5 separate regions of the Mus musculus genome follow, and regions 1, 2, 4 and 5 are each linked to region 3. A link is a loop called in an ENCODE intact Hi-C map of the cell type or tissue named here. Cell type or tissue: left cerebral cortex. All regions are shown on one strand. Links, peaks and the distances in the headings refer to the core of each region. The heading gives the core; the rest is flanking DNA. Region 1 overlaps Sdc4 (syndecan 4). Region 2 holds the start of Sys1 (SYS1 Golgi-localized integral membrane protein homolog (S. cerevisiae)). Region 3 holds the start of Wfdc2 (WAP four-disulfide core domain 2). Region 4 overlaps Rbpjl (recombination signal binding protein for immunoglobulin kappa J region-like). Region 5 holds the start of Trp53tg5 (transformation related protein 53 target 5).

What was found. A loop is a pair of places that touch in the nucleus more often than their neighbours do. Peaks named below come from ENCODE experiments on the same cell type or tissue, not always from the same donor. Only the 100,000 strongest peaks of a DNase experiment are listed, where the experiment ranks them.
Region 1: it touches region 3 in a loop (2.3-fold over the local background); 7 of 42 quality-filtered maps call a loop at or near these places.
Region 2: it touches region 3 in a loop (2.1-fold over the local background); 2 of 42 quality-filtered maps call a loop at or near these places.
Region 4: it touches region 3 in a loop (5-fold over the local background); 7 of 42 quality-filtered maps call a loop at or near these places.
Region 5: it touches region 3 in a loop (5-fold over the local background); 4 of 42 quality-filtered maps call a loop at or near these places.

What each region holds. Positions count from the first base shown.
Region 1 is chr2:164,420,902-164,427,063 of GRCm38, forward strand. Sdc4 (syndecan 4) reads right to left here. Exons shown (of 5, transcript NM_011521.2): 5 at 3,346-5,336. The coding sequence ends at 5,185. Among named protein-coding and RNA genes, the nearest start is that of Matn4, 19 kb to the left of the region's middle. In left cerebral cortex, for the core only: a CTCF peak has its summit at 3,113 (motif pointing left); DNase peaks (open chromatin) are centred at 2,839, 4,696 and 5,243.
Region 2 is chr2:164,457,663-164,463,824 of GRCm38, forward strand. It overlaps Sys1 (SYS1 Golgi-localized integral membrane protein homolog (S. cerevisiae)), which reads left to right and starts at 3,309. Exons shown (of 4, transcript NM_025575.3): 1 at 3,309-3,458; 2 at 3,631-3,867; 3 at 5,639-5,706. The coding sequence starts at 3,706. In left cerebral cortex, for the core only: CTCF peaks have their summits at 3,135 (motif pointing right), 3,824 and 4,026; DNase peaks (open chromatin) are centred at 3,255, 3,560 and 4,156; H3K4me3 peaks cover 1,510 bases; H3K27ac peaks cover 1,055 bases.
Region 3 is chr2:164,560,782-164,566,943 of GRCm38, forward strand. Wfdc2 (WAP four-disulfide core domain 2) reads left to right here and starts at 1,935. Exons shown (of 5, transcript NM_026323.2): 1 at 1,935-2,023; 2 at 2,527-2,670; 3 at 3,276-3,431; 4 at 5,011-5,157. The coding sequence starts at 1,945. The coding sequence ends at 5,156. In left cerebral cortex, for the core only: a CTCF peak has its summit at 3,202 (motif pointing left); a DNase peak (open chromatin) is centred at 3,169; H3K4me3 peaks cover 557 bases.
Region 4 is chr2:164,414,506-164,420,667 of GRCm38, forward strand. It overlaps Rbpjl (recombination signal binding protein for immunoglobulin kappa J region-like), which reads left to right. Exons shown (of 12, transcript NM_009036.1): 12 at 1-943. The coding sequence ends at 138. Among named protein-coding and RNA genes, the nearest start is that of Matn4, 13 kb to the left of the region's middle. In left cerebral cortex, for the core only: a CTCF peak has its summit at 2,869 (motif pointing right); a DNase peak (open chromatin) is centred at 2,852.
Region 5 is chr2:164,467,960-164,474,121 of GRCm38, forward strand. Trp53tg5 (transformation related protein 53 target 5) reads right to left here and starts at 5,765. Exons shown (of 5, transcript NM_001271575.1): 1 at 5,644-5,765; 2 at 5,290-5,364; 3 at 4,969-5,099; 4 at 3,053-3,540; 5 at 2,345-2,459. The coding sequence starts at 5,691. The coding sequence ends at 3,078. It also overlaps a transcript of Sys1 not described here and a transcript of Dbndd2 not described here. In left cerebral cortex, for the core only: a CTCF peak has its summit at 2,483 (motif pointing right); DNase peaks (open chromatin) are centred at 2,496 and 4,204.

The sequences.
Region 1 (6,162 bases), core at 692-5,691, 140 kb before region 3:
AGAACTCTACGGCCATCTTCCTCAATGCATCATAGCGAACACTGACAGGAAATTCTGGGTTGGTGCATAAGCTTTTCCATGTCTCTGTAATAAACAGTCTGGTGGAGGAGTGTACTGGCTAGTTTTGTGTCAACTTGACACAAGCTGGAGTTATCACAGAGAAAGGAGCCTCCCTTGAGGAAATGCCTCCATGAGATCCAGCTGTAAGGCATTTTCTCAATTAGTCAAGGGTGGGAGGGCCTGTTGTGGGTGGTGCCATCCCTGGGCTGGTAGTCTTGGGTTCTATAAGAAAGCAAGCTGAGCAAGCCAGGGGAAGCAAGCCAGTAAGGAACATCCCTCCATGGCCTCTGCATCAGCTCCTGCTTCCTGACCTGATTGAGTGCCAGTGACTTCCTTTGGTGATCAACAGCAATGTGGAAAGTGTAAGCTGAATAAACCCCAACTTGCCTCCCCAACTTGCTTCTTGGTCATGATGTTTGTGCAGGAATAGAAGCCCTGACTAAGACAAGGCCTTGGTCAGTGCTCCAAAGGTTTCTGGAGTTTGGCAGATCATGGGGTAAGAGTGGATCAATACAATAATCCTGTTCACTTCTCAGAAATGACATCAGTGTTCGCCTGCCAGACAACCCCAGTGTCGGATTGACAGGTGACAAAGTGTACAGTCACAACCTGTGGGATGGTTTCTATTTTGATTTGGATATGAAGTGCCCACCTCACCGAGGCTTGCTTGCCAAGAGTTCGGGGGAAATGACTGGATTAATGCCTTCGTTGATGGATCTATAATATAGCGTCCTTCGGAGGTGGTGCACGGGAGAGGTGCGGCCTAGTTTGAGAAAGGAGGTTACTACAGGTGTGCCCTAAAAATTAGTTACGCTTGTCCCCAATTCCTTGTCTCTCCCTGCTTACTGCATACCATGAGGTAACTTTGCCCCAACACGCCTTTGTGCCGTGTTTTTGTTTCATCCAGGGCCCAGAAACACAGAGTCAGATAAGGACAGATTGCCTCAAGTCAAAATATATCCCCATGCCTTTCTCTCAGATGTTTGGTCAGTCAGGAAATATGACTAGCAGAGCTTCCAGTCAGCCTTGCCTCTCCTAACATTCCTGCCTTTGTGCTGTTTTCTGTGGTAGTCAACAGGACAGACCTGTATTCCTGACTGACTGATGTTATGCAGGGGAAAGTGTGTGGCTTCCAAAGCTAAAACCTAAAAGGCCCTGTAGCTTCTACCTGGCTCTCTCGGATCACTGACTCTGGGAAGCCAGGTCACGTCACGAGGACACACATTTCTACGTTAATCCGTGAGGTGAGCAACTGAGACCTCCTGCCAGACAGCTAGAGCCAAGTTTCCAGACCTGTGAACGCACTCTCTCAGTTGGAAATAGAGCCTCCTGCCCAGTCAGCCCTCCAGATGTCTATAACGTAGCCCATAACTGGATGACGACTGTGTAATACTGCATGAGACACCTCTGCTGCTCCTGTGTTTGTGACACATGGGAACCATGAGAGATGTTTGTCATTGTAAGGCCCTAAATTTAAGGACAATGTTTCCATAGGAAGAGCTAACCAACATTTTTGACGCTAATATCTTACCCAAAGAAGTGCCACTTGGCACACAGTCAACCTCTGGCCTTCCCCACTGCAGACTATGGGAAAGGAAGGCAACAGCCGATGGCGTCTGAAGTCTAAATGCAGGTATCATTAAAGTCCTTACACGGTGGACATCCTGTGCCCACTCCATCCCGGAGCCATGAGCTACACGTAGCTGTTGAGCAACTCCATTTTTACATGTTAAAGAGCCATGGTGGCTGGTGGCTGCTGTGCAAACTGAGCAGGTCTAGCCCATTCAGAGTTCACGCTACAGGAAAAGCGGTGAACTACGAGAGCCAGAAACTCACCCAAGGGACTCGAGGAAACAGAACTTAGGGTCCCTAGAGAGATATGAGACCAGGTGCTGTGAAGGCCGACCACCCCCACAGTGAAGGGACTGTGAGCAATGGAAACCCTCTGATAGGCCCTCACTATGTGGATTCAAATCCTACCTCCGCCACTGGTGAACGATCGATTTGGACACGTTCTTTTAACCTTTCAGATGAAGTTTGTCCCATTTCTAACGACTGTTTCCTGCAGCTGTGCTAACAGGCCCAACCATGAAACACCAAGTTCCTGGCTGGTGTAGTTAAGTCCTCTGGCTGCTTCTTCCCATGGGGCCACATGGTGCCAAACCCAAGTCACCAAGGTCAACGGGCCACAAATCGAGGCTCCACTCTGCAAAGATAAGCTGAGGACAGGTGGGATCCTTGGCAACAGGCCCTTTACTGCTTATGAGACTCTCAAGTGTGACAACTATAGCACAGCCCACAGAGACCAGGCAGGTGACACGGAAATAGGCAGGAACTGTGTCACGAAAGAGCCAGTCTGGGGCCTTGTTTCCTCTCAGCCATGTCTGGTTATAGTACAGTCTTGACAGCTGGCAAAGTCGATTTGTCTTCCAGCTCTAAGGCTTTTATGAGAAGTACTACGATTTCTACACACAGGGACTCAACTGAGGGTTATTTTTTCCTATTTTGATTTATTAAGTAGCGTGTGTGTCCACGTGTGTCCAAGTGTGTGTGGCCCCCACGGTTCACTTGTGGCAGTCGGAGTGTGACGTCAGCAGCTGCTTCTCTCCCGTTGTGTCCAGGACTTACACTGGAGGCCTCAGGCTGGCGTGACAAGTGCTCTTAAGACTCTGAGCCATCCCAAAGGCCCGAGGGACTCTGTGGCCTGTGTTTGTTTTTAAACCTAGTGTTGCTTAATTAAAATGGGGAGAGACAGGATGTGCTGCCCAGAGCAACGGGCACATTTTCTGGCATCTCTCCTACCTCCAAAGCCCTACTGCTGTCTCGTGTCTGTGCCCGTGTCTGGCACCCCAAAAGGTCTCCCTCTGGCTTCATTGAGTTCAAGGGATACAGAATGAATGGCTTGTAAAAAAAACCCTTTAAAATGGGCTGGAGTGAAGCCTCAGTGGTTAAGAGCACTGGCTGCTCCTCATGGAGGACCTGCATTCAATTCCCAGCAACCACATGGTGGCTCATAACCATCAGTAATGGGGTCTGACGCCCTCTTCTGGCACGCAGGTGTACATGCAGGTAGAATACTCATACACATAAAATAAAAATAAAGCTTAAAAAGAAACCCAAAATCTTATAATGGCATCGGGTGTGATGGCACACCTCTTTAATCGAGGTAGAGGCAGGTCAGCCTCTTGAGTTCTAGGTTCACCTGATCTACAGAATGCTTTTCAGGACAGCCAGGGCTACACAGAGAAACCCTGTTTTGAGAAACCAAAAATAAAACTGACAGGCTGACAATCTAGAAAGTACCAGGTTTTATTATCTTTTTATCAAAAAAAAAAAAAAAAAAGATCAGTAACAGACAACAGTGTGAATGGTGCAGAAAAGGAGCAGGCACCAAGGCTAGAAGAGGACCCAGCCAGCTAGGACCCTGCACGGAGGTGGTGATGGGGGCCTCACAGGAACAGAGTATGGTTGAGAGTGGTGTGATCTCCCCACCACCCCAGGCCTTTTAAGCCACTAGCTCTCTCCTCTGTAAGAGGGAGAGTACCAGATGACAGGAGTCCCTGGGGCCTCATCACCTTTCTCCTGGTCCCCTTCCCTTGCCCAGGGAGACAAGCAAAGCTGAGCAATGACCTGCTAAACCAGCTTAACCCTCGGTGCCCGGGGGATGGTGACTGAGCATTTTGTGTGGCTAGTGCAACCGAGGAATGACTTCCAATCACGTAGTCTGAAGTGAACCGAGTTATACAGCCACACGAGGCCACTGTATTGGATTGTGCATCTAGAGCGCCTGGAGGAAGCAGGCCCAGGAGCCCCTCCTCCCCGGCAGAAGGCACAGTGAGGGTTCGAGTCAGGGACCCTAAACTACTCTAGCTCATTCGCAAGAAGGCACCGGGAACAGGGCAAGGTAAGAGGGCAGCAGCCTCTTCAGCCACACGAAAACTCACGCAACCATCCAGCCAACATGGGACCTGTAATATCATTCTATAGCCTAAAAAAATATATTTATCTATTCTTCTAGAACCAAGGAAGGATAATATATTACAAGAACACAAACAAAAATATCCCGCTATCCCCCTACATTATATTCTGGAAACTGCTAGAACCCTGTAGCTACTTCGTAAGATAAAGCAACTTCAGGAAGGGCCAAGGTCAAAAACAAGGACACGGAGCATTAAAAAAAAAAAAAAAAAAAAAACATGGGGGACAATAGAAAGATGAAAAGCAGCCCTGTCTGAAGCTATAAATAGTAAAAAACAAAAAAAAATCATAAAAATCATATCTCCAACTCTTCTCTCATTTTCAAAAAACAAACAAAACATAAAAAAACCACGAAACACAAACTTAGCTGTTGCAATGGAAATGTTCTAGATAGAACATCTGTGTATCCCCCACACTCAGCCCAGGCGCAGACGCTCCCATAAAGGAATGAACCATTTAAAAACTTAGTTTTATGAATCTCCTACAAACACACTTCAGTGTGAGCTTTCAGCACTTCACCCCGCCCTCCCTAGATTTTTTTTTTTTAAAAAAAGGTTGAATTTCAAAAGTCACTGGACTTAGAATGCCCCCAGGTACGCCACAGAGACTCTGCAGCGTGAGCAAGTTCTCATGGCAGACTCATCTCAAGGCGCAGAGGGTTCTGGCTCCTTGCCCCAGCTCCTGACAGATGGATAGGGTGTACAGCATGTGGAAGGGAGCCGGGATTCACACAGTAACCCCTTGCCTCTATAATCAAGGCAGTCATAGATGGGACATGTTTACTACAGGATCTAAACTGGTCCTATATTCTATTCTGGAAATTTGGAACAATGACAACAAAAGACCCAATTCTAGGCTTGCCTTCAGAAAGGGCAAGTTTAACCCCATTTTTCTGCCAGAGCAACTGAGACACAGACACACAGACACAGCCTCTCTCTCTCTCTCTCTCTCTCCCTCTCTCTCTCTCTCTCTCTCTCAGGCAGCACAGTAGAAGATCACATCTCTTCTGACACCAGAAAGGTGACTAGAGATGGAGATACTGACAAGTCAGCATTAAGGTGCCTGCTGCTCTCTGCCAACGCCCGCCACCCACAACCCTCCACTCCTCTCCCCAATAAGTCCAAGCAGCGCTCGCGGGAGGAAGCTTCATGCGTAGAACTCATTGGTGGGGGCTTTTTTGTAGATGGGTTTCTTGCCCAAGTCGTAACTGCCTTCGTCCTTCTTCTTCATGCGGTACACCAGCAGCAGGATCAGGAAAACGGCAAAGAGGATGCCTACCACGCCGCCCACGATCAGAGCTGCAGTAGGAGAGAGCAAGGGGTGAGCTGGCTCCAGGTCCATGTGCTCCTCAGCCCCGCCCACCGCCAGTCAATCTCACCATAACCACACCCCCTAGACCAAGCAAGAGGACACCTCATTAGCATCGACCTTCATGACTTCCGTCAGAGAGGAAAGACTAAGATCACAGCTAGAGTGGACCAACACCACTATTTCATCCCACATCTGCTGCCCTAGCCCAAAGGCTCAGGCTAATTCCATGCATCACGCAGTCTCTCTAGCAACAGCTTAGCATTAAGCCCTGACCAAGGAGAACAGCAGGCTGCAGCAACCCATGCAGACACTTTCTTCCTCACCATGGCATACACCGTCTTTCCCCGTGTGCATATGTCCCACCTAGACCCATGCATCCATCCACTGACAGGTATCATATTCTACAAACATGCAGAACACACTAATGTCTACACCGTCAGAGCGCAAACGATGGCCGATTATCATGGCAACTGCATTCCCATGTCTTCAACAGTGGTTCCTGCTGATTTTTTCCTTGAACCTCGCACCTCTCCCAGCTACTGTATCTGATGAGGCAAGCTTCTTCACCCCTCTCAAGACAACACAGAACAAAACACCTTCTCCTATCTTTCCCTTCAGACCAAAATCAATCTACTTCAACTGCCCAACGCAATGCCTATACTCAAGCCCCCCTGAGCTGTAAACCTCTGGCTTTCTCATGTTCCTCACCATCCTCACATGGGCCAGAGCACCAGAAAGTGTTTAGTAGGTGACCCTCACCGTCCAGCTCAATGAAGAGCTAGCTCCTAGCCGGGGCCAGGCAGTGGCACCTTC
Region 2 (6,162 bases), core at 648-5,647, 100 kb before region 3:
ACAAACTCAGATATCCTCCTGCCTCTGCCTCTCTGCCTCTCTGCCTCTCTGCCTCTCTGCCTCTCTCTGCCTCTCTGCCTCTCTGCCTCTCTGCCTCTCTGCCTCTCTGCCTCTCTGCCTCTCTGCCTCTCTGCCTCTCTGCCTCTCTGCCTCTCTGCCTCCCTGCCTCCCTGCCTCCCTGCCTCTGCCTCCCAAGTGCTAGGATTAAAGGTATACACCACCACCACTGCTTGGCCAGCCTCGGTTTCTTCACATTCAGCTGTCTTGGGCTATGAGATTTCCATCACTCATGTGTGTCCCTGACAGTCTCACAGACACTGAGTTCTGCAAGTCTGTGAACTGGAGGAGTCTGAACACTTATGCTGAACTGAACTGAGGTGCCTCAAAGATGATGGAGCAGAGGAGTGGCTCAGCAATCCTCAGACTAGAGTCCAGGTGAATTATTTACAGTTTCCGACTGTAAGAGAAATCACGTGCCCTGGCTAGAGCCTTGTTTCTTTACTTTTGTCGAGAGTCCTAGCAATTCTAAGTGGTCACGTGACCATCGCTGCTCTTTGAAAAGTCTGATTAGCAGCTATGTGGGGCCTTCGGGAAAGTTCTTAGACAGTGTCGATTAGATGTTGGAGAATGTTCATTCACTCCAACTCCTCATTTCAGAAATAGGGAAGGGCTGGTGAGATGGCTCAGTGGGTAAGAGCACCCGACTGCTCTTCCAAAGGTCTGAAGTTCAAATCCCAGCAACCATATGGTGGCTCACAACCATCTCACAACCATCCGTAAGGAGATCTGACTCCCTCTTCTGGAGTGTCTGAAGACAGCTACAGTGTACTTACATATAATAAATAAATAAATCTTTAAAAAAAGAAAAAGAAAAAGGGAAGCTGAGGTTTAAAGAGGGGCGCTGCTTTGTAGTCACACTGCTAGCAAGCAGCAGAGTCAGCGCGAAAGCCCACAGTCTTCCTCAGAAGTGTTCACTTCCCTTCCCGTGCTCTTCTGTGGAAGTGGGGAGCTTGGGTCTCTGGGAACAGAAATCAATTCAGTCATGGATTTGCCTTTGCCCTTTTCTGTTCTTGATTCATTCAGCAAATATTTGCCAACTGTCCACTACTCACTCTCAGAGAAGGCGGAGATCGAAAATGAATGTGGAGGCAGGCAAGGTCATGGCGTGATTTCAGAAGCTGTGCTTTCTTCTCATTGGATGAGCCACCTCAACACCCACTCTCCTGCCATCAAATGTAGCCGTGTCTGAGCACAGGGCAATGTCTCATGTGTCCAAACCTGCCTAGCCTCCAATGGACACAAACCCACCATTGCAATCCCTGGAAACATTGAATTATAATGTCTCCTTTGCTGCAGTATGGCACACACTTTTAATTTCAGCACTTGGGAGGCAGAGGCAGGTGGATCTCTTGTGAGTTCCAGGCCATTCTGGTCTACAAAGCAAGTTCTAGGAAAGCCAGCAGTGTGATTACACAAAGAAAGAAACCCTGTCTCGAGAAAACAAGAACCAAAACCTGTTTTGCCATTAACTTTATTTAATTAACTAATTTATTTATTTTAGGTTTTTGATTTTTTTTTTTTCAAGACAGGTTTTTCTCTGTGCAGCTTTGACTGTCCTGGAATTCATGCTGTAGTCCAGGCTGGCTGCAAACTTACAGGGATCCACCTGCCTCTGCCTCCTGAATGCTGGAATTAAAAGTGTGCACCACTACCATCTGGCTAACTTTATGTTTTTAAGAGTGTTTGTTAGCTGGGCAGTGGTGGCGCATGCCTTTAATCCCGGCACTTGGGAGGCAGGGGCAGGTGGATTTCTGAGTTTGCGGCCAGCCTGGTCTACAGAGTGAGTTCCAGGACAGCCAGGGCTACACAGAGAAACCCTGTCTCCAAAAACAAGAACAAAAACAAAAGACAGTATGTTGCCCCTCTTCTCTGACCTTTAGTTTAAACATGTGTATAATGGGAGCAGAGGCCAAAAGAAAAAAAAAAAAGAGCCTGAAAACTCTGTACTAAAGAAAGAAAACACTGAGAATCTAAAATGAAAATAGTCATTTTTTAAAATGTATTATTTCCTTGGGAGTCCTTGGGAATTCCATGTGGGTCTGGAATATAGCAAGTTTCAGACCATCCAGGGCTACATAGTGAGACTGTAAGACCCCTGAAGCTGGGCCTCTGCTCAAGTCCCAGGATGAGTTGGCCAGCACCCCAGTGACCCGAGAGAAAACCACACCTGATGCAAACTGCAAGAGGTTTTATTATTAGGTAGCTGAGGATGAAGTCCCTCTGCTGTGCAGGGGCTGGGAGTTGACCCTGAGCGGTGACAGTAGGGGGCTTTTAACAGCTAGCTGGGGAATTGGGAGGAGTTGGGAGGAGAGTTCTTCTCTTCCGGGTGTCCTTGGTGAAATTTACAAGGCAGGAGTGGGGAGTGAGTTCTTTCTGAATTTTTATCTCCATGTCCTCGGCACAGGAAGGCAGGCATCTCTGGTTGTAAAGTATAGAAACAAAAAGGCTTTTTGCTGGCTATAGAGAACAAAGAGCTTCTTTCTGGCTGTATTTTAGAGATCGGGGGAAACAAGCTTGGGGAACGTCCAGGGGCTTTACCTTCCAGGGAGAAACGCTCTAAGTCGGGGTCCCACGAGACTCTGTCTTTAAAAAAAAAAAAAAAGAAAAGTTCCCTTTTGTTAAATTTAAATTGTTGCCGGGTGTGGTGGCGCATGCCTTTAATCCCAGAACTTGGGAGGCAGAGGCAGGCGGATTTCTGAGTTCGAGGCCAGCCTGGTCTACAGAGTGAGTTCCAGGACAGCCAGATCTACACAGAGAAACCCTGTCTCGAAAAAAAACAAAAAAAAATTTTTTTATATTGTTATCATTGTATTTCTATGAGTGTGATAGTCAGATGATAGCTTACAGGAGGCAGTCAGTTCTTTTCTTCCAACATGTGAGTTCAAGATATAAAATGGTCGTCAGTCTTGGCAGCAAGCATCTAGCCCTCTAACCATCTCACCATTCCTCAGTGAATGCTATTTTATTTTATTTTTTATTTTTTATTTATTTTATTTATTTTATTTTTAAAGTCTAGACCTTCCACCCCTTTCCCTCCTAGGAATGGACCTGCTGGATTTTAAAAATCTCCCTCTAGAGGGCGCGCAAGACCCACGGTTTTGTGCCTCATTTCCGTTTGCCTTCATCCTTCATCTTACGCATGTGCAGAGTTTATTTCCGGGCTGCTCGCAAGGGCCCCTTTGGATGGCGTGTAGGGTTCATCCACTGCGTCTGCGCAATGCCCCTCGGTTGCCGTCCCCGGAAGCTCTCCCTTCCCAGGAAGCCGTGGGCCGCAGCTATTCGGCCTCTCTAGGCCGGCGGGTCCTCCGCTCCATGGTCCTGTCTGTCAGCGCTGTGTCAGGAGGCCAGTGCCGAGGTCCGGTCGCGCTCCGACGCTTCGACCCTCGAGCCGGTCGCGGGTGAGTGAACCCGGGAGGAGCCCGGCGGTCGGAACGGGTGGGTCCGCCCGCCCCGCCTCTCCCACCCGGGAATGGGCTTGCTCCCGGGTCCCAGGCCCTCCTCCCTCCCTCCCGCGCCGTTACCAAGGCGACGGCCGGCCCGCCGGCTGCAGCTCCCTGTGTCTTCCCGCAGGTATCCCGGCGGCCGCGGGACGATGGCGTGGTGGCACTGACAGGCGCGGGCGGCTGCCGAGCCCCGCGGGCCGGCATGGCGGGCCAGTTCCGCAGCTACGTGTGGGACCCGTTGCTAATCCTGTCGCAGATCGTACTCATGCAGACCGTCTACTATGGCTCTCTGGGCCTGTGGCTGGCGCTGGTGGACGCGCTGGTGCGCAGCAGCCCGTCCCTGGACCAGATGTTCGACGCGGAGGTAAGCTTAGCGGAAAGGAGTGGGGTTTTGTGGTGGGGCACCGCCGAGCTCTAAATCCGGCTGGGCCAAGTTCTCATTTTGTGGACACTTTTTTTTTTTAAGAAGGGATTTCAGTGTGCGCTCCCCGCGCGACCCCGGTGCCCATCTGTAAAACGGAACGACGAGAACAGGGAAGGAGATAGAGTCTAGGAAGCAAAGTAGTGATCTACAAAGTTCACGCTCAGGAACTGCGCGTTCGAGATACAAACAAGCAAAATCTCATAGGGTTTTAAAGAACCTTACAGTGTTGTGTTGGCTGCCTATGCGCTTAGCCTCGTAGCCAGCTCCGCAGCTTGTGGCTAGAGGTTGAACACACATGGCAGATACTACAGTCAACAGACTTGTGTCCCGGGCAAACATGATGTCTCTTTCTTGAAACCCTCTAGAAAAATGACTTCCTTTCTCCCAGCTGAGCTTGTCAGGAGCCACAGTAAGAAGAGGGATAGACAAAAGGGCATCCGTAATGATGAAGTGGAAACTGTTAAGACTTGGTGTCAGATAGGTCCCTTTAAATTCCTCTCTGCCCTGTGACTTGGGCAAATGTTTCCTCTCCCGTCTGCAATATCACACTGTTGGTACGAGGTGGTGAACTGTTCAAAGAGCCTGCTGTGCTTAGGGTCCAATCTAGCTGAGAGAACTTGAAGAGTTGTTTTGCCTTTCCAATCCCTTTTATCCTCTGCAAAGTGAGCAGGATAATCCTGTCATGTTACCTATAGTAAAATGTTAAAAGGCCCAGAGGGGTTTAAGAATAAGAAAATGCTTCGTGCCGGGTGTGGTGGCACACGCCTTTAATCCCAGCACTCGGGAGGTAGAGGCAGGTGGATTTCTGAGTTTGAGGCCAGCCTTGTCTATACAAAAGTGAGTTCCAGGACAGCAAGGGTAACACAGAGAAACCCTGTCTCAAAAAAAAAAAAAAAAAAAAAACCAAAATGCTTTGTGAGGTATAGTGGAAGCCTAAGAGGTTGCTAAGAGGAGAGACAGTGATAGTTGATATGAACAAAGTTCTTGGTTCGGGAGACCTGGGATGGAGTCCTTGTGTTTGCTACTGTTGTTTGCATTGGCCTTTGGGTAACTAATTCTGTGGAAAGAGACACTAGGAGCTTTGTGAGATCATGGATGTCAAAGGCCTTTGCAAGCTGAAGTATGGCACAGGTATTTAGTATTTGGTAGTACTCTGTCAACAATAAGTATCTCAAACATAGCAGATGCTGAGTAGTGGCACCTTGTGGGTGACTCCATCCTTCTTGTAAGGGCCAATGGGAATCAGGCTTTGTTGCAGAGTGGCCTGATGTCCACAGCCTGAGTTCAGCCGACGGCTTTGGAAGGATGAGATACTAACGGGCTTTTGGTCATGGTTATTCAACTCTGCCCCTACAGTGTAAAAGCAATCCTAAACAATATGTCAGAAAATACTGTGAACTGTGTTTCTGTGAAGCAGAAGCCTGACCTGTGGAGCCACAGTTTGCTAAGGAGATTTCCTAGACTTGATTCTTGCTGTCTAGACAAGCTATTGCCTCAGGCAACTTCCCTAAACTCTTGCATCTTTTGTAAATGGAGAATAGTAGTCTCTCCCCATATACCATGAGGTTCAAATGAGATCCGAGTGGATGCGTGTGAAGAGAGCATGGTGTCTCCTGTCCTCTGAGAAGAGTGCTCGTGCCATCGGCTCTGTGCTGGGATCCTGGCTGTGCAAAGCCACCTCTAGCATGTCCCCTTTGTGATTCCCCTTCAGATCCTGGGCTTCTCCACCCCTCCAGGCCGGCTCTCAATGATGTCCTTCGTCCTCAACGCCCTCACCTGGTGAGTATCACCAGCTCTACTATCTGTCTTTCGGGGTCTAACTTCCTAAACTTAAGCATGAGGCAGGCTGGCACTTCTTCTTGGGAGTAGTAAGATGGGTCAAGAGTGTGTTTCTGTGGCCTGGCCCCGTCATGGTCTCCATTGTTGTTCTGAATTAAGTACAAAGCTCAGCTGTCACTGTATGTGCCTGATGGCGTTCTTTAATGTAGTGTGAGGTAGGGAAAGAATGACGCCAGGCACCGGGAGAATTGGCTTACACTCTTCTCCTGTGCCATCGCTTGAGTTACTTTCCTCTTCCTCTCCTGGCCCCAGGCTCCCTGTGTATACCAGGGGTTGGACTTGTTAGCATCCTAGGTCTCTTAGGACCATTGCTCATCTTTTAAGGATCAGTTTAGCATAGGGACCAAGATCTTAGACTTAAGAGCAGTCTCACTTGGCTTTGAACCTTACCCACTG
Region 3 (6,162 bases), core at 482-5,481:
CTGGTGCGCTTTCAATCTTGCGAAACACCCTCCACCATAAAGGACTGGGCACTGTATTGTTTAAGGAACATCAAGAAGAATGAGAGCCAGCATGTGCTTGGTCCAGGTGCAGTTTTATCCCCAAATATTTTCCACCAGAGGTCGGTTGAATCCAAGGACATGGGGCTCAGGAACATAGAAGGTAGGCTACACTCATCAGGCTCCTTTGTAACAGTGGGCATTTATTATTTGTTGGGGACTCGTGGCTCTGTATGTGGTAGTCACACGCCAGGCCCTAGGGTTCCTATGTCAACAACTACGGAATTCACGGTTGTTCCTGGCGGGAGCATGACTTTAATCGTCATTCTTTCCCTCTCCCTGTAGCCCTGAGCATTGAACCTAGGGCCTCACACACACCAGGCAAATGCCATGTCCACTGAGACACATCCCCCACCCCTCGACCATCATTTTTACAGATGACAAAAATGGCTCTTCAAAAAGGAGAGGAGTTTCACCCAAGGTCCTTCAAATGGGAAGTGGAGGAGGTGGAACCTGGTCCCTGTCACTCCAGGACCAGCACCGGACAGCCCCCTTTTGATTACGGTAACCGGATATGGTGGTTGACATCATGTGAGGCCAGGAGCACACGATAGTAGACTCCACAAGGAGTCTACTATCAAGCAACAAAGGAAGGTTAGAAAGGGTGAGGAATTTATTATGGAAGCCTATACAAATCCAAACAGGGAGGTTCTTAGAGAAAAGTCTATTCCTGCACATGCCCAGTGTGGTGGTTTGAATATGCTTGTCCCAGGGAGTGGTACTATTTGGAGGGGTAGCCTTGTTGGAGGAAGTGTATCACTGTGGGGGTGGCCTTTCTCCCTAGCTTTCTGGAAGTTAGTCTTCTCTTAGCAGCCTTCAGATGAAGATGTAGAACTCTCAGTTCCTCCTGCACCATGCCTACCTGGATGCTGCCATGCTCCCACCCTGATGATAATGGATTGAACCTCTGAACCTGTAAGCCAGCCCCAATTAAATGTTGTCCTTATGAGAGTTGCCTTAGTCATGGTGTCTGTTCACAGCAGTAAAATGCTAAGACACCCGGTTTGCGCTGCTAAGTTTTACCTGATAATAAAGGGAAGGATATCCTGAAGTGCCAGCGTTGCATAGTCACCACCATAACACTCTCTCTGTTATGTGTCATTTGGTAGGCATCTGGAGGAAACAGAGCCTGGAGGAAGAAATGGAGATCCAAAAACTTTAGCCTGGAACTTCGGTTGGGGACAAGCCTCTGAAGTGGTCCAGCCTGTGCATCACTCTCTAGTCATAGTAGTGAAACACTCTATCCTGCCCCAATGGACTGGGGTAAGAAAAGGCAAAAGAAATGCCCGAGAGAGCTGGAAATTGCACGGGTGTTGCTCCTTCCTGGATGTGTTCCTTGTCAGCTGGCTTCCTTTGTTAATAAGTCTTATTTCTGTAGCCTCCACTACACCAGCCTCTACTAATCCTTGAACAGGGCTCTGCATGCTGTGGTTCATCTGGCCCCAATCTCAGCCATTTAATCCCCAGCATCTTTTGCCTCCTTTTGGCTCCATCACTGCAGCCTTGCCGTTTTCTCCTTAATCTTGGACTCCTGGGGAGTCAACAGACTCTTTAAAACTGATCCCAGGGAGCTTTCAGCTCTCACTGCCCTGCCTTGCCCTCAGGCCTTAGAAAGGTAGGAAGAGAGGGAGGGGTGGACAAGTGTCCGGCTGCAGCCGGCTTGGAAGCTGTCTCGGTTCCTGGTTCCCACCAGAGCCAAGAATGACACCTGATCCAGGGGGATTGTGAAATGGCGTGAGGTGGCAGGGCGCCCGCGCTGCCCGCTGTGCTTCCTACCCGCCTCCTGTACCCCTCACTCGGCCCCGCCCCCCTCCCCGCGCGAGTGCTTAAATCCCCCCCATCCTGGCTGCAGGTCACACCTGCACCATGCCTGCCTGTCGCCTCTGCTTGCTGGCCGCTGGCCTCCTACTAGGGTTGCTACTGTTCACCCCCATCTCAGCCACAGGTGAGTGCAGCCCAGAGTGCCGGAGTCTCAGAAGCCGGGGTTCTGGGACTAAGGTGAGAGGCCAGTGAATATTTAATTTTTGCAACTCTGGGGCCTACAGCTAGTTATCCTTGAAGCTTAGGGTCCGGGGAATGTACTGGGAAGGGGGGAGGGGGAATCAATGAAGGCTTAAAGTTGGAAGGGCGGGGGCTCTCTCAGCTCTGAAAGCAGAGACCTGATGAAGAGGAGCGGGAAACTCCCGGGATGGCGGAAGCTTCCAAGCAGAGGCTCAAGTCCCAGAGGACTGGGGACTTTGAAGCCAAGCATTGGGGAGTTCTCTAGTGTCAGAGACCCCTGGCTCGGGGGTGAGGCTCTCTGGGATGATATTATGGGGGCCCCTGGGCCAAAGAATCCGAAATCCTTGGGGTTGAAATTTGGGGATCTCGGAGCAGGGAGAGGATATGCGGGTGGGACTGGGCTCGGTTCTCCCTGACAAGTCTCTGCTCCCACCCACCCATCCCAAGGCACCGATGCAGAGAAACCCGGCGAGTGCCCCCAGCTTGAACCAATTACGGACTGTGTGTTGGAGTGCACTTTGGACAAGGACTGTGCGGACAACCGCAAGTGCTGCCAGGCGGGCTGCAGCTCTGTCTGCTCCAAGCCTAATGGTAGCCCCGGGGTGACCTGGCGGGGACAGGGCGGGGTTGTGAGAGGTGGGAGCGGCCCGGGTTTGGGTTTGGCGAAGAAGGGCATCCCAGATCCAGGGAGCCCGAAAAGCGGTGGAAACCCGATCCACACGTGCCTCCCTTGTCTGGCCTGGGGTAAATGCGAGGGACAAAGGCGTCACAGAGGCGCGGCCCAGGGGAAGGAGCCCCCCTCCCCCCCATTCCTGGCTGGATTCGATTCTCTGGTGCATGAAGGGCTTCCGGGCACGCACAGCGAGACTTTGTTCCGGGACCTGAGAGCAGTGGCTTCCTAGGCTGGAGTTGGAGGGCAAACCCTGGGTGGCGTCAGTGCCGGGACCCGAGCCTTAGGGACCTGTTGCCCCTTGGGGTTCTTCCCGCAGGGCCCTCAACGGTCTGGCCTAGCAAGACTCAAGATTTGTACCTGAGGGAGGGAGAAATCTTTTGCCACATCCTAAGGTTGTGGAAGTGAGCCGCCAAAATAAATGTTCTCGCACAAAGTTACACCGCCATCCTGTGGCTGGCAGAGGTTCCGTTTCTTTCTTTGACACTGGATTTTCCTCTTGTATCTTTATTTCCACAACCTTTAGGACCGAGCGAAGGAGAGCTCTCAGGGACAGATACTAAACTCTCAGAGACTGGGACTACTACTCAATCAGCGGGCCTTGACCACACTACTAAACCACCGGGAGGTCAAGTCTCCACGAAGCCACCAGCTGTGACCAGGGAAGGCTTAGGTGTCCGAGGTGTGGAATCTAAGCATCTTATTTCCAAGAGGGAAAAGCTGAGGCTAGGAGGTGGGGTGGGGGAACAGAAACCAAAGTTTGTAATTTCTGGTCTTTTGGGGGGGCTACAGCCCCTGCCCCTCTTTTGCCTTTATTATTTTTCTCAAAGATGCCAGGAATGACTGGAAGCAATTTATACTTAGGAGTCCTAAGGTGCTATGAACAGGAAGGTGGAAGGGGGAAATGAGACTTGCCCACGGAGGGCAGATTTTGGCTGTGGATGTGCTATGGACGGACCTGGACAAAGAGGGACCAGGAAAGATGGAGTTGAGCCAACTGGCACATCCAGCTGTCAGGTGGATAAAGATATTGCTTCCTTGTGTCAGATGGACAGGGCAGATGGTCTCCTGAGCCCGGGAGGAGCCTGGAGGCTTGAATCATAGCCATTTCCTAAGTGCGTGAGCCTGAATAATCTGCTCTTTGAAACTCTGCCTGCTCATCTGCAAAGTGGGCACGTTAATACCCACCTGTAGGTGTGGGGGCTAAATGCAATGGTACTCAAGATGCGAAGGTTCTCAAAAGAGTGCGAATTCTGCACAAGATAGCTTGCTTCCTTCTGTACTACATTCTCTCCTGGTTATTCTCATTCTGTCTCAGGGTAGCCACCAAGAGCACCTGTACTAGCAAGGCCAGGATGCTGTCCACCTCTCCTTTACCTGCCTACACACTTCACTGTATGCATCTTTCCTTTCGCTGGGCCTGCCTCCCACCTGGTACTTCTATGGAATGGAACATGGTGTGGGGTTGGTGTGTGTGGAGTGTGGTGGTGGTTTTTGCATATGCATGGGTGACCATGTACGTATGGAGGGCCGTGGCTCTGAGTGAGTGTACCTGGCGGTGGACTTATAGGAGTCATTGTGGGGAATGTGTGTCACCTCTCTCATGGGCACTGCACTTTATAGCTTATAAAGTAGCACAGAGCCTGGTGGCAAATGCATACACCCTGGAGCCAGATCTGTGGTTCAAATCCTGCCTCTGTCCTCCATGGCCTTAGGCAAAACACTTAACCCTTTACTGCTTCCGTTTCCAGCCACAATGGAAGGAAGGATTAGCAGAACCATTAGCTGTTTTAAGATTCTTGGGTGAACTGGATGAACTCGGGCCTCATCGGTGTCTGGCTCACCACAGGAGCTGGTTAGGTGGGGGCACTTATGAATACTCAGACCAAGGAGTTTGATCTTTCTGGGTGGGCTGTGGGGGGGGGGGACAATTGCTTTTGTGACAACCCCACAGTGTGCTGACAGAGATTCCATGCGACATCTAAAGACTGCTGCTCTGGGAGATTTGTACTCTAAGCCACCAGGATAGAAAATGGCTGAGGTGGGACTCAAACTGAGGTTCTGTGATTTCAAAGTTATCTTGGAGCAGGAATAGAGGTTTGTAGATAGTCTCTCCCTGGGACCCCTGAGAGCAGCTCAGGGTCCCATGATGAACTCAGATAGGCAGCTCTGCTGTTGGTGAACCAGGGTGGTGCTCAGCCGGGCTTTGCTGGTTGTCTCCCTGGATCCCTCAGTTTCTCCTTACTCCCTTGTTTACCTAGAAAAGCAGGGCACCTGCCCCAGCGTGGACATACCCAAGCTCGGCCTCTGTGAGGACCAGTGTCAGGTGGACAGCCAGTGTTCTGGCAACATGAAATGCTGCCGCAATGGATGTGGGAAGATGGCCTGCACCACACCCAAATTCTGAGGTAGGTGGGAACAGGAGAGAAGGTTCAGAAACGCCTAGGTATGGGGCCCTTACAGTAAGTTGAAAAGGAAGAGGCTGATAACAGACCTGTCCACCCATTTCATTAATTTAACTACTATTTATCTACACTATGCGGATAATGTGCAAGCCGACGAAGCAGACTAGAGAGGCTGGCTGCTAGGTTTTCTTGTCTAGTGGTGAGGAGAGAAAGAAGCAAGCTGTTTCTATAGCGTGTCACAGGAAGGTGCATGCTGTGTGACAGGAGAACAGGAGCGAAGTGTACCCGGGGCAGGGGGACGAAAGGGGCATCACTGTAACTTGTACGTGGGACAGTGGGTGAAGCCTCACCAAGAAGGCGTGAAACAAAAGAAGGAATGTGAGCACACTCAGGCAGAGGAGGCAGCGATCGAGATGAAGTCAAGAGCATTGCTGGGGCATTTAAGGAAGAACAGGAAGGCTGGCTGGATAGATGTGTAAAAGGAAATCAAAGGTATATGGGGCCTGGGACAGTTATCTTAGAGCCTTAAAGGTCATTGTCTCGAGGCACACCCAGAGAGGTGAGTCCTTAGAAAGACACTCGTCCCAATGTTTCCAAAGGACTCTCCTAGAGTATGCTACCATGTAGCTAGACTGTAGAGGACAGGAGAAGATTCCCAGACTCACCAGAGAACGGACAGATGAGAGGGTCCTCAGGATGGAGGCAGGGAAGAGCAGTGGCCAGTTCACCATTTCATGATGAACAATGGGGGTTTGCTGATAAGTATCAGAACTTCCTTTTTGTTTAACAGGACTTGAGTAAGTTACGATGTGGTAGTGGGTAGCTGTGTCCTAGGGGAGGGGACAATGGCTGGTGGAGTTGAGGAGATGGTATCCCTTTGCAAGGTTAGTGAGAGTCAGAAGGGTCGATCTGCATTTCCTCCAAAGGCCCACCTTTGTGGACAAATGTGGTCAAGGTCGCTAATGTTGGTTGCATTTATTAGTTGTGTCTGATAATGGGCTAAGTATT
Region 4 (6,162 bases), core at 588-5,587, 150 kb before region 3:
TTCACCTACACCCCGGAATACAGCGCGCTGCCACGGCTGCCCAACGCGCAAGAGCCTGCCCCCGACGCGGACACGCTCCTGGAGAGCATCCACCACGAGTTCACACGCACCAACTTCCATCTCTTCTGCCCCACCTAGGCAGTGCCACTGAGGCTGACTCCAGGCCCGCAGCTGTCCCTCAGGGAAAAAGAGCAGGAAGGAGAGAGATAGCTCACCTGACCTCAGGCCACTCACTGTCCTCAGACATACAGTAACTGTCTTCAATCATGAGTGACGTTCTAATGTCTTCACGGCGTGGCGTGCTTCCTGTTTTTGTTACCTTATAGATTTATTCTTCCGCTTTTGTCTCTTTCTGGCTCTTCCTGGGTCGGTGACCGGTTCTGAGGATCCAAGCCTATTGGGGATTTGCTCTCCAGACATCTGTGTCCCCACTTGAAAACAAGTTGCATGAAGTAAGACTAGAATGTCTAGGGCCCTGATCCCATGAGGTCCCTCTTAGAGCTAGGCGTCTATCTGCCTGTGGTGACACTCTCTATGGCACCCTCGCCTGGGTTTGGTCTCTGATCACTATCCCATGACATTAATGTCAGGCAGAGGCCTAGGACGGCTCTCTTCACTGTCCCAAGGCCACTTCTCCTTCAGGACCCAGAGGAAGAGCCTAAGGCTAAAGATCCTCCTGTATCCAGGTACAGGTGACTGGGAAACACTGTGCTGGGGACAGGGATGGCAAGGTGCAAGGCTGAGTGCTCCCCGGATTCCATCCAAACCAGAGTCTGATGGAGCTGGCACCTTTATGACTCTCTGCGGAGAAGAAATGGGGTTCTAAGGCAGCAGATACCCTAAGCCTAGAGGCTACCTTGGCAGCCAGCAACTAGCTATACCCCCATGCCAAGTATCTTAGTTAGTTAGGGTTTTACTGCTGTGAACAGACACCATGACCAAGGCAACTCTTATAACAACATTTAACTAGGGCTGGCTTACAAGTTCAGAGGTTCAGTCCATTATCATCAAGGTGTGAGCATGGCAGCATCCAGGCAGGCATGGTGCAGGTGGAGCTGAGAGTTCTACATCTTCATCTGAAGGCTGCTAGGAGAAGACTGGCTTCCAGGCAGCTAGGATGAGGGTCTTAAAGGCCACACCCACAGTGACACACCTACTCCAACAAAACCACACCTACTAGAACAAGGCCACACCTCCTCACAGTGCCACACCTCCTCACAGTGCCACTCCCTTGGCCAAATATATTCAAACCACCACACCAAACAAGAAAACACTGCAGAGTCAGAGACAAACATAGGGCCTCTTCAGAACATATCTTTCCCACGTCAAGGCAGACAGAAGTCATGAGACAACAGGACAATGAGACAACTCAGAAATCAGACAACTGAGAAATAAACCTCTGAATGTGGGACCCATGCTGGAGCTACACCCGGCTCTGGTCAGCCTTACCCTGCTTACTCTGTGCTTCTAAGGAAAAGGAAACTGGCAGGATCCTGGCTTGGGCTATGAAAACCAAAGACATAGGTAGAATGGATGTCAGTCTCTGGTCTTGCCTGGTAGGAAGTATTGATTTGAAATATGAGGTTGGTCTACAGCCATAACACCCTGACCATGACAGATTTCATCTGAAATGTGGGTTCAAAGCCCTAACGATCTGGAACTTTCCTTAGCCCAGGAGGAAGAGTTCATTTCCTGTAACCCCCCTCCGACCCCCATCCGGCCCCCAAATGTAGAAAGTCCCCTATGAAACCAGAAATAAATTCATTCATAAGACTTCATAGAGTGGCAGGGCAGGGGTGGCGCACACCTTTGATCCCAGTGTTCAAGAGGCCAGTCTCTGAGTTTGAGGCCAGCCTAATCTACAGAGTGAGTTCCAGGACAGCCAGAGCTACACAGAGAAACCCTGCCTCAAACAAACAAAGACTTCATAGAGTCTCCAATGATTTTTCTTTTTCTGGATTGGTGTTGTTTTCTTCACTGATTTCTGTCGTCTGCTATTGACAAGCTGGAATTGACCACAAAAGGCCTAGAAGAAGCTTGTTTCTGTGGCCCTAGACTATGAATCTTGGCTGAACAATGCAGGGCACATTTCTGATGAGCTGTGTCCCCGACATGAAGTACCCGCCTCATGTAGTTTGTGTCATCATTCCATGGTGACATTGACACAAGAAGGAAGCAAAGGAAGGGACCATGCTGTGCCTCGAGGGGTGCATCCCGAGCCCAGGCCTGCATCCTGTGCTCTTTGTTACCTCTCAGGAGACCTTATAACCAATGGCCCCACCTAAGAGTCTGAGCCCAAAACTTTAACTTTGCCCTATTTTGAGTTCCAGCTGCAGGCCTGATCTGTGAAGGATTTCTTGACCAGGGTCTGAGTCCGCTGGCGTCAAATCCTTCTCTCTCCATCTTCTTCCTGCCATTGACTCTTCTATCTGCCTCTCTAACTTGCAATCCCATCCCCAAGGTTTGGGGACCCTATCTCTTCTTCCACAGCAAAATAGTTCCCCCTTGTACCACACGACTACTCTGCCTTCCAGAGCTAGGAGAATGTCACAGGATTTCCCAGTTTTCCAGTGTAAAGTGAAAATTCACCAGCCGCTTGTTTAAATCTCACCAGTAATTTCTATCAGAGACAGGAGATGGTGAACTCAGGCCAGATCTATTCTAAAGGCTTTACAGATCCCTGGCCACAGGTTTCTGCCTTCTATTCTGCCTCCTGTATGAGTTGCTACCACTAGGCCGTGAGGTTCATATGAAAGTAAGTTTACCATGTACTTTTTGTTTGTTTATCTCTCTGTTAACTCCTTGTTTAAGGAATTCCATTGCTTTGCCAGCTAATGATGGCTTGCAAGTGCAAAGGAAAGCCACCAGGTGGCACTGTTCCCCTCACAAACATAAAAGAGGTTGTTTTAAAAAAAAAAAAAAAGAAAGAAAGAAAGAAAAAAAAAAGCAATTGGAATCCTTCAAGATAATCTTTTCCGTGGCCTTGGGGTTCTTGGAGGTTTACTTGCTCAGTTCCACATAGCTCCAAGAAATTTACAAAATTCCTAAAGCCCTCCTGTGGGTTTGCTTACTTCACTGGACTCAGCAAGGTAGTTGTAAAAGTTAGCTATCTTTATAGTAGGTGTGGTGGCAAACATATTTCGTCCCAGCGCTCTGAAGGCAGAGGCAGGCAGATCTCTCTGAGTCCAAGGCCAGCCTGGTTCGTGTAATAAGTTCCAGGATAGTCAGAGTGACCTTGCCAAAAAGAAAAAGGAAAAGGAAATAGATTGAAATCTGTGTAGAGAGTCCTGGGCATCTGGACTTCTGTCATATGCTCCTGTATGACGCCAACAAAAAGTCAAAAGCTGGGAGTCACTACCCTAGGACACATTCTGGGTAAACTGAGGCTCCAAGCAAGGAGAGGTGAAGCTCATGGCAGGTTGATGACACAACCTGTCCTTGCTTTGAGTCCTGCACTCCTGACTGATACACAGTCTGGGCTCTGAGGTTCTCCACACTAGGCTACAGTGGGAACATGAGTTCTGCAGGAGGGACAGGATAAGGGGGGGGACAGGGTGAGGACAAAACCAAAGACGCCAGTCTGTTCCCATCTCTCGCCAGTTAGAAATCTTGCCACCAAGAAAGGCTGTGACCTTGGGTCCTCTGACATCTATTTCTGTTGAGGTTTTCTACAAAGAGAAATTAGTTAAAATAACATGGTACAATTTTAAGACATTTCTGTTCCTGGGAAAGGTACAGGTGGCTGGGAGCACAGAACATGAAGATGTCAAGAGAGAAAAAAAGGTGAAGTGAAATCAATCTCTCTCTCTCTCTCTCTCTCTCTCTCTCTCTCTCTCTCTCTCTCTCTGGCTCCCTCCTTCCCCTCTTCCTTCCCTCCCTCCCCCCCCAACCCTAGTCAAGTTTGGCTCTGTTCCAAACCCCAAGGGACAAAGTAAGGTTAATGGTGGTACAATAATACTCTGAATGGGTGAAGTGGCAAACACCTGTTGCAGCTGGCTGCTTGCTGGGGTGGTTGGGGGATGGGGGTGCAAGCAAAGTTCTGGGCAAGTCAAAGCCTTGCGCCATTGAGTTCTTCATGGATTAACCCCAGCTAAAGCGAATTCTGGCAGGGAGCTGGAGATGTAACTCACTTGGTAGAGTAATTGCCTAGCCTGCACACAGCCAGGTGCAGGTCCCCATCTGCATCAAACAGGCATGATGGCATGTGCCTGTGATCCCAGCACTCAAGAGGTAGAATTAAGGGTATTAGAAATTCAAGGTCGCCTGGCAGTGGCTGCACATGACTTTAGTCCCAGCATTTAGGAGGCAGAAGCAAGTGGATCTCTGAGCTCCAGGCTGGCCTGGGCTACAGAGCTAGTTCCAGGACAGCCAGGGCTACACAAAGAAATTCTGTATCAATAAACAGCAACAACAAAAACAAAACCCCACAAATAGACAAAAATATTCAAGGTCATCTTGAGTTAAAGGCCAGGCTGAGGAATCCTTGTCAAAATAAAGAGGTGAAGCCCCTCCCACCCTGAGGTGACGCCCCTCCCAACCGAGTTCATCCTTGAGCCCTTTCTCCCTGACTTTGGCTGGTAGTCCGACTGGGAGTTCTGCACACAGTTTTGCCCAGTTCGGAGAGACTGTATGTGTTTCATACGTACTCTTTCCACTCTCACCCACATTTTCAGCGGTGCCTTAAGATGCAGGAAAGCTGTCCTAATCGTAGCTGGATCCAGGGTCAGAGCCATGTGTGTCTGCTAGGTGAGTTCGGTGGCCTCGGGTTACTTAAGATTTACGCACCTTAGGTTCCGCTTCATAAAGAGGCATGAAGAATAAAATAATCAGTGTAGAAGACCTTTCCACACGACCTATGGGCTAGCTGCAGCCACTGCTCTTAGTTTTTGTTTGTTTATGGGTGGGGAGGTGGAGGCAGGATCTCACTACATAGCCCAGGCTGGCCAGGAACACTTAAGAGATTCCCCCCCCCCCGCCCCCCACCTCTGCCTTTCCAGTGCTAGGATCAAAGGCATGTACCACCATGGTTAGCCGACTCAAACACCTTCTAAAGTAGAGAATATTCTCCTATTAGCTAGGAAAAACAATAGCCCACAGGAGGTAAACGACCTCTCTGTGCTGGTGTCTGTTACACAACAAATCACCACAAAGTATCAGGTTACAACAACACATATACATTGTCTGCCGTTTCCAAGGAGTCCAAGTGCAGCCTAACTGGTCTGCTTAGGGTTTCCCAGGACTCATGCTCTAGGTTCAAATGACTGTTTGCAAATTTAATTTCTTGAAGCTACTGAACTCACAGCACCTTGCTTTGCTGAGGCCAACTGACTAAGTCAGATCCACAAGGATTCTTTCTTTCTTTCTTTCTTTCTTTCTTTCTTTCTTTCTTTCTTTCTTTCTTTCTTTCTTTTTCTCATGAATCAACTAATTGTGGCCATTAACACATCTGCTTAATCCTGTACCTGTGTTATGTAATGTAACCTATTATAAACCCAGCAGCACCCTACATAATATGTTAATCCTACCCACATCAAGAGAAGAGAGTGAGGGGCCTGGAGAGATGGATGGCTCAGGGGTTAGAGAGCACCAGCTGCTCTTTCAGAGGACACAGGTTCCTTTGCCAGTGCTTACCTCACATAGCTCAGTAACTCCAATTCTGCAATTCTGGGGAATATAATATCTCAGGCCTTCAGAGGTACTAATGCTCATGCATACTCATTCACAGTCACACACACACACACACACACACACACACACACACACTAAAATAGGGGGCTGGGGAGATAGATGGCTTAGCAGTCAAGAGCACTGGCTGCTATTCTAGAGCACCAAGGTTCAGTCCCCAGCACCCACCTGGCAGCTCACAAGTGTCTGTACCTCCAGTTCCTGGGATCTGACCCCCGAACGCACACATACATGTAGGTAAAACACCAATGCATGACATTAAAAAAAAAAATGTTTTAGGGCTGGAGAGATGGCTCAGTGGTTAAAAGCACTGACTGCTCGTCTAGAGATCCTGAGTTCAATTCCCAGCAACCACATGGTGGCTCACAACCATCTGTAATGGGATCTGATGCCGTCTTCTGGTGTGTCTGAATAAATCTTAAATTTTTTAAAAATTTTTTTAAAAAGATTTATTTATATATTATATGTAAGTACACT
Region 5 (6,162 bases), core at 511-5,510, 93 kb before region 3:
GTATGCAGGGCTCAGGACTGTGGAGGGCAGATTGTACTCACTTCTTTAGATTATTGTGTGAATTTCATGAGATCCCACATGTAACGCAGATCTGGAAAGTAGGCAATGACCAATGATTATAAAAGTTAGCAGTCTCTCTCCTGCATCCCCATTTTATAGAAGAGACTCTTTTTACCAGTCTGCCTCACCCTGCCCATGAATATTCTCACTTAATCCACGGAGAGAGGGACCACAAAGAAGGTGTTAACAATTCAGCTCCACACCACACAACTCACGCTCCAAGCTTGATCCAGATACGTTAGGAAACCGACAGCTAGTACCTTATTGGCAGCCAATTAGCAGCTCACAAGGGAGAAGCAGGACCAAGCCTGGGATGTTAGGGAACGGAACTGTGAAGGAAACTTGGGGGAAATCTAAAATCCTTCAGCACCCCACAAACTGACCTTCCACATAAGCTTCATTTACTTCAGAACCTCCAGGTGGGTGTTAGTGGTACCCCCTCTCTTTTTGAGACAAGGTCTCACTGTGTAGACTTGGCAAGTGCTATCTATATAAACCAGGGTAGCCTTGGACTCATGGGGATCCCTCTAGCTCTGTTTCCCCAACGCTGGGATTAAAGGCCCCACCTCTCCCAGCTAGTGTCCCTTAAAAAAACAAACAAAAACAATTGAAATAGTGAGATGTGGAGGTGCACACATTCAGTCCCGGCACCCGGGAGGCAGAGGTAGGCAGATCTGGAATGGGGGAGAGGGGGCAGCCTGTTCTACAGAGTAAGTTCAGTGCCATTTCTGGGATACTCTTTTCTCAAATAGTGGATCTTACCAAACCCAGAAGTTGTTCAGACTTAAGTAGTTAAATGCAGGAAAGGAGGCAGTGGAATGTAAGCAGATGGCAGTCACAAATGTCCAGGGCTTGGGGACATGGCCACGTTGGAAGAAGTTCTGTTGGAGGCAGAAGTTGTGCCTTTCACCAGGCCCTTCCTCCCCTTGGTGGTGGTGTACCTCAGCCTCTGCACATAGGCCTCAGCCTAACTCCTCTCCAGGGCACAGACTGCAGCATGTCAACCTTGGCCAGGCCTTCTCCACTGGAGCCTGGTACACCCGAGTCCCTCTCTGAACTGGGTGCCATGAAGACAGAGCTTGTGCCCTGAGCACCTACTGAGGGATGCTGGTCTGAGGTCACAGGTTAATAAGCAGGAGGTTGGGAAGAGATTGAACAGGTTATTTACCAAGGTTGATGGGACCCAAAATGGAGACCACTGAGCAGGAAAACAGCTGGAGAGGAGCAACTGGGGAGGAGGGTCCTGGGAAGCGGTAGGGGTGGTGATACACAGGTGGGCCACAGAGTGCTCAGATGCCCTTGGGCTCCACCTCTAAGAAACAGCAGTATAGTGGGACACTCCCGATGCCATGTGTGGCTCTGGCCGGTCCATGTTCTCAGGCTGCCTCTCCAATACAGATGGCAGTGCCAGGCCCAGTAGGGAGCAGCAGTGTGGGAGCAAGTGAGGCCGATCTCCATCCTTCTCCCTCCCAGAGGGCTCTGTGGGAGGACCTGCCCTTTGGTGCCTCACCTGAGGGCAGGCACACTCATGGAAGCCAGCTCCAGGGAGGAGACCTGGGATCCTTTGACTCTCCCGAGCTGTGTGTACAAGGCCTATGGTTCCTGCTGACAACTGGTGACAGAGATGAGATCAAGTTAGCCAGAGCCAGGGCTCAAGGGCGAACCTGTGTTAGACCTCAGCTGTAGGACACTTGCCTATCCCACCTGTCCTGGTTTTCCCATGATCTTTGACCAAGGTTAGAGTGGTTGGCCAGGATCCATAAACTGTGACCAAGGAGGCCCAGTTATTGACACCACAAGCACTGACAATCTATGGGGAGCTGGATTCTGGGAAGACTGTGGGCCAAGTCCGTGTGACTTTCTCCCCTTAGGAAAGTAGAATGGAGAAAAGCCAGGAGAATGAGGGTAACTTTGCTCTGGTGACTCCTCTCTGAGCAAGCCTGGGTGAGTCACCTGCTGTAGAGGCATACAAGTCTCTGCTGCTCCTTGGATCTCAGGACCATTATGAGGTACCTGTACCCAGGAGACAAGTGGGCTCTGACTTCATAGAGGAAGTGTGCACTGCTCAAAGGGACCACCTTGTGGGGAGTTGGGGGAGGCTGAAGGACACAGCTTGGTAGATTTTCTGTTCTGGTTTTACAAAATGACCTTAGGAGCCAAGGGATGGAGGAGGATAGCCGACTCATGACACATACACACCCACCCTCCTCCCCTGCACCTCCCCAGGAAACCTTTGCTCCATGTTTATGTGATGTCAGCCTCAGATAGGCAGAGCCAGTAGTGCCATAGGGGAGATTTTATTTGTAGACTTGCGACTGTCTTGCCTATCCCTTCCACTAAGCTGATAGCACGATCTCTACTTCTTACAATTCAAGTTCCCGTCTAGGGTTACACACCACCTGAAAGCAGAGCATCCTGTTAGTTATGAGAACCGCCCCTAGAGGGAGCTGTTATTCGGTGAGCAAGCACAGGGCCTGGGCGCTTTGGTTTTTGTGGCAAGTTGGAGCTCTTTGGTTTTCCCAAAGGGAAACACATTAACGTGGACTTCATGACACAGTCGGCCTCTTCCATTCGTGGGAACCTCAACCAACGAAGGGGAGAGTTTCTTGTCTTTGCTTTAAGAACTTTCTCTGTAGCATAAGTCTTATTTAAAATGTGAGTAAATCAGAGTTGATTTGGTCTAAAGGGAAGTGACGCAGTTAAGCCCAGTGTGGCTCCTCCTCCCGAGGTTTAAACATCAATTGAGCTTCAGAGACAGAGTGGTTTCCACTCTCCTGAGGCCTCCTCATTTGAGATGGTGCATATCAGGTCTCAATGCCATCGCACCTTGCCTGGAGCTCAGAGTCAGACCAAGATGTATCCTCAGCCCAGCTTAGCCTGCTGTGTGGCCTGCTTCCCCTCTCTGGAAATGGAGTCTCCCAGTACTGCCAACCACAGTCACCAAGACCCACAGCCCCGAGCATGAGCCTGGCTGAGGTGGTGTCACACTTACCTAGTGTGGATGGTACGTAGGCAGCTCAGAGTGATGCACAGCAGAAACGGGTGCAGGAGCGCTTGAGGCACCGGTAGGTAGACGATCTACACATGATCCGGCGCCCTGGGATGTGTATGCGTGTGGGAAGCCCCTCAAACCAGACCAACTGGTCAGTTATATCCAGTGCCTTCATCTTCCCCATGGTAGTGCTGTGATGGTAGGTCTTTAAGAAGACAACTCGGGGCTTCTTAACGTAGGTCTTCCTCTTCTGGGCCCTGGCTTGCAAGCCACCACTCTTTATTACCTTGGAGATTTTAAATGTTTCCTGCTTTTTTCTCCATGTCACGGCTGCAGGTGACCCCTTAGATCCTTGCTTGGGCTTCCACTTTTTGGATGTTTTTTGCTTGGGTTCCTTTACGGACTCTGCCTTCTTAGAATTTGGTCTCATTTCAAGGACCCTAATCTCTTGGAATTTTATATTATTTTGTTTCACTTTGTCCTTGTCCCTGGCAGGGAGAAGAAAGACCATCAGCAGATTAAGGCTAAAAGGGTCCTTCTAACCCAGCCCTGAGGTGGTTGCTATGTAGAGTTCTAGCTCTACCAGGCTCCCTGAACCAGACTGAAAAGAAATGTCTCTGGAGCCTGGGTGTGGTGTAAGAGTAGTATGGGCAGAATGGATGTGAGACCTCGGGAAGTCAGATAGCAGGACCAGTATTTGAGGAGCCTAAGGATAGTATGTTGTTGGCACCTGCCAGTATACTAGGCTTCTGTCTCAACTGAGAGGGAAGACTGTCCAGTGTTCCTTTCAAATTATATTCTGAGAAATCATGGCATTCCAAGGAGCCTTCTCCAGTACCCTCACCTGCCCTGGGTAGAAGGCAGGATGAAGGTAAGATGCCCCTCACATTGAGGGTTAGTTAGGGACAACTGTTTCTAAGAGATGTTTCTGTGCTTTCAGAACCATGGTGTTCTGTGACCCTGAGCCACGTGGTTCTGGGCTTCCCAGTCACCTGTATCTGGGAGGCCACATTAAAGAAAGAGCCTCAGGAAGGAATTAACAGTCTCTCTCTCTCTCTCTCTCTCTCTCTCTCTCTCTCTCTCTCTCTCTCTCTCTCTTTCTCTCTCTCTCTCACTCTCTCACCAGAAAGGAGATTTCCTCAGGAGTACTGCACCAGCTGGGCAAAACCCCACGCTAGCTCATCCTAGCTGATGAGAGTGATGCCAGTGGATGGCGGCTCTCAGGATCTGCCAAGTAGGAAGCAGTGGAGCCGCAGCAGACTGCAGCAGTCTTTGGAGACAGACATGCTAGACTCTGATCATCCAGATGAGGTGAGACATGTAACCTCCCAGAGCCCTGGGTCTCCATCATAAAAATGGGGCACACGTAGGATTGTTGTGAAGAAGGAACTAAGTAGGGGTGCCAAGCAGAGAGCAGACACTTACACACATGTTCTTCAAATTCTAGAGTGACCTACGAATGATCAGGGTCTGAGCAAGATGCATGGGTCATCAGATTCAGAGGGCAGTCTGTGAGTGAGTCTCTGGGCGAGGCTGCCAGGGAGAGGAGGCTGCCAGGGAGAGGAGGCAGAGAAAGCTCCCTAGCACATGCACACTCAGTACCCCAGTGATCAGTGGGCCCTTCACTGTCACTAGGTGACTGTGATCGCTGTTACAGCCACAGCTTTGCTATGAGGTGGGAATGACTTGAGACAGGTACTCTACCAATTATCAATTCAACTGGCCAAGCTAAATCACTTCACTTCCTGGGCTTCAGGCCCTATCAGTAAAATAGCTTGAGTGAATACCTGTTGCACAGAGCCCTTCTATAAAGAGGGCCACTGTTTCCAATCCTTTACTACAATTTCTGTTCCTGGAAAAGATAGCCATTGGGTCCATTTTATGAGTGTATAAAGAGGGGGTGTGGGCAAGCTTACCTAGAAGAGATTTGCAGGATCTTTGGAACTCTGAGCATTGAATTCCAGCACCTTCTGGCCAGCTTATGGAGTTCTTGGATCCGGCTATTTGAGCTCTTGAATAGCTTCAAGAGGGACAAGTTTTTTAATACCTGCCAGGGTCAAGAAACCGGAAAGAGGTCTCCAGATCTCCCAGGGGAGCCCTTCATCCCCTGTGTGTTGCTTGGCTCATCCCAGGGATGAGTCTGCTGGCTCCCATGGCACACCCGGTCTAGCACTTGGGGGTGGCACTTCAGGTAGGGGTTGGCTTCCCTAAGCAGGGGCTAAAATAGAACATCTCACCATTTTAAGTCGATTCCGCTCAATCACTTTGCTCACATGCTGGGTTATCTTGTCCTGCAGTTTCTCATCTTGCATCTGAGGGGTAGGAAGAAAGAGAGAGAGCTAGTATAGGGGAATCCCCTTGAGTTCCTGTATTGTGCCTTTCCTGTTTGAGTACGGTCTGAGCAGTCCTAGACTGGAGTCTTGGCATGTTGGGTTTGGAACAGAACTGAGAGAGTTTTAGCTCTACCGGCCTCTATTTCACCTTCCCCTTTCCCCTTCCCACATGACTGGAGAGACTGTCTTTGCTGTGGCTGGATTCTCTGGTTAGACCCCTTTTATGGGGCCTGCCGGGGCTCCAGGACAAGGTCTGACCTTAGAAGGCACTTTATCCCTCGGCCTCTTCTTTGTAGATGGACTCATGCTGGGGCTGTAGGAGCAAGACTGGACCAGTGCTGCCTGCACCCTGCTCCTCGCACTGCAGCGCTCGGCTGAGTAACATAGGATGGTGCTGGAGCTGCCAGGCAGGGGAGCTGTGACATCACTGAAATGTGCGACAGCATCAGGACTGTGTCTCCAGGGGTAAAGGGTGAAGGGGCAAAAGGCCACACCCATCTGTGGAGAAGCTCAGTATGAGGCAGGTGGTGAATATGATCATGACCTCCCTATAAGATAAGAAGATGGACCCCTCTTTTTAAATGAAGCTAAGATTTTTAAAGGTTATGTAGTTTATAAGTTCACATGACTGGTTGCTGGTAGAGCTGAGAACATGATGTAGGCCCGACAAGTCAATCCATGAAAAGGGGAGTTCCCAAACTGCCCATCTCCAGCCAGGCCACATATGTTGACTGGCACCTGTGACCTTTTTTTCTCTGTATAATTCCTAGAATAAAA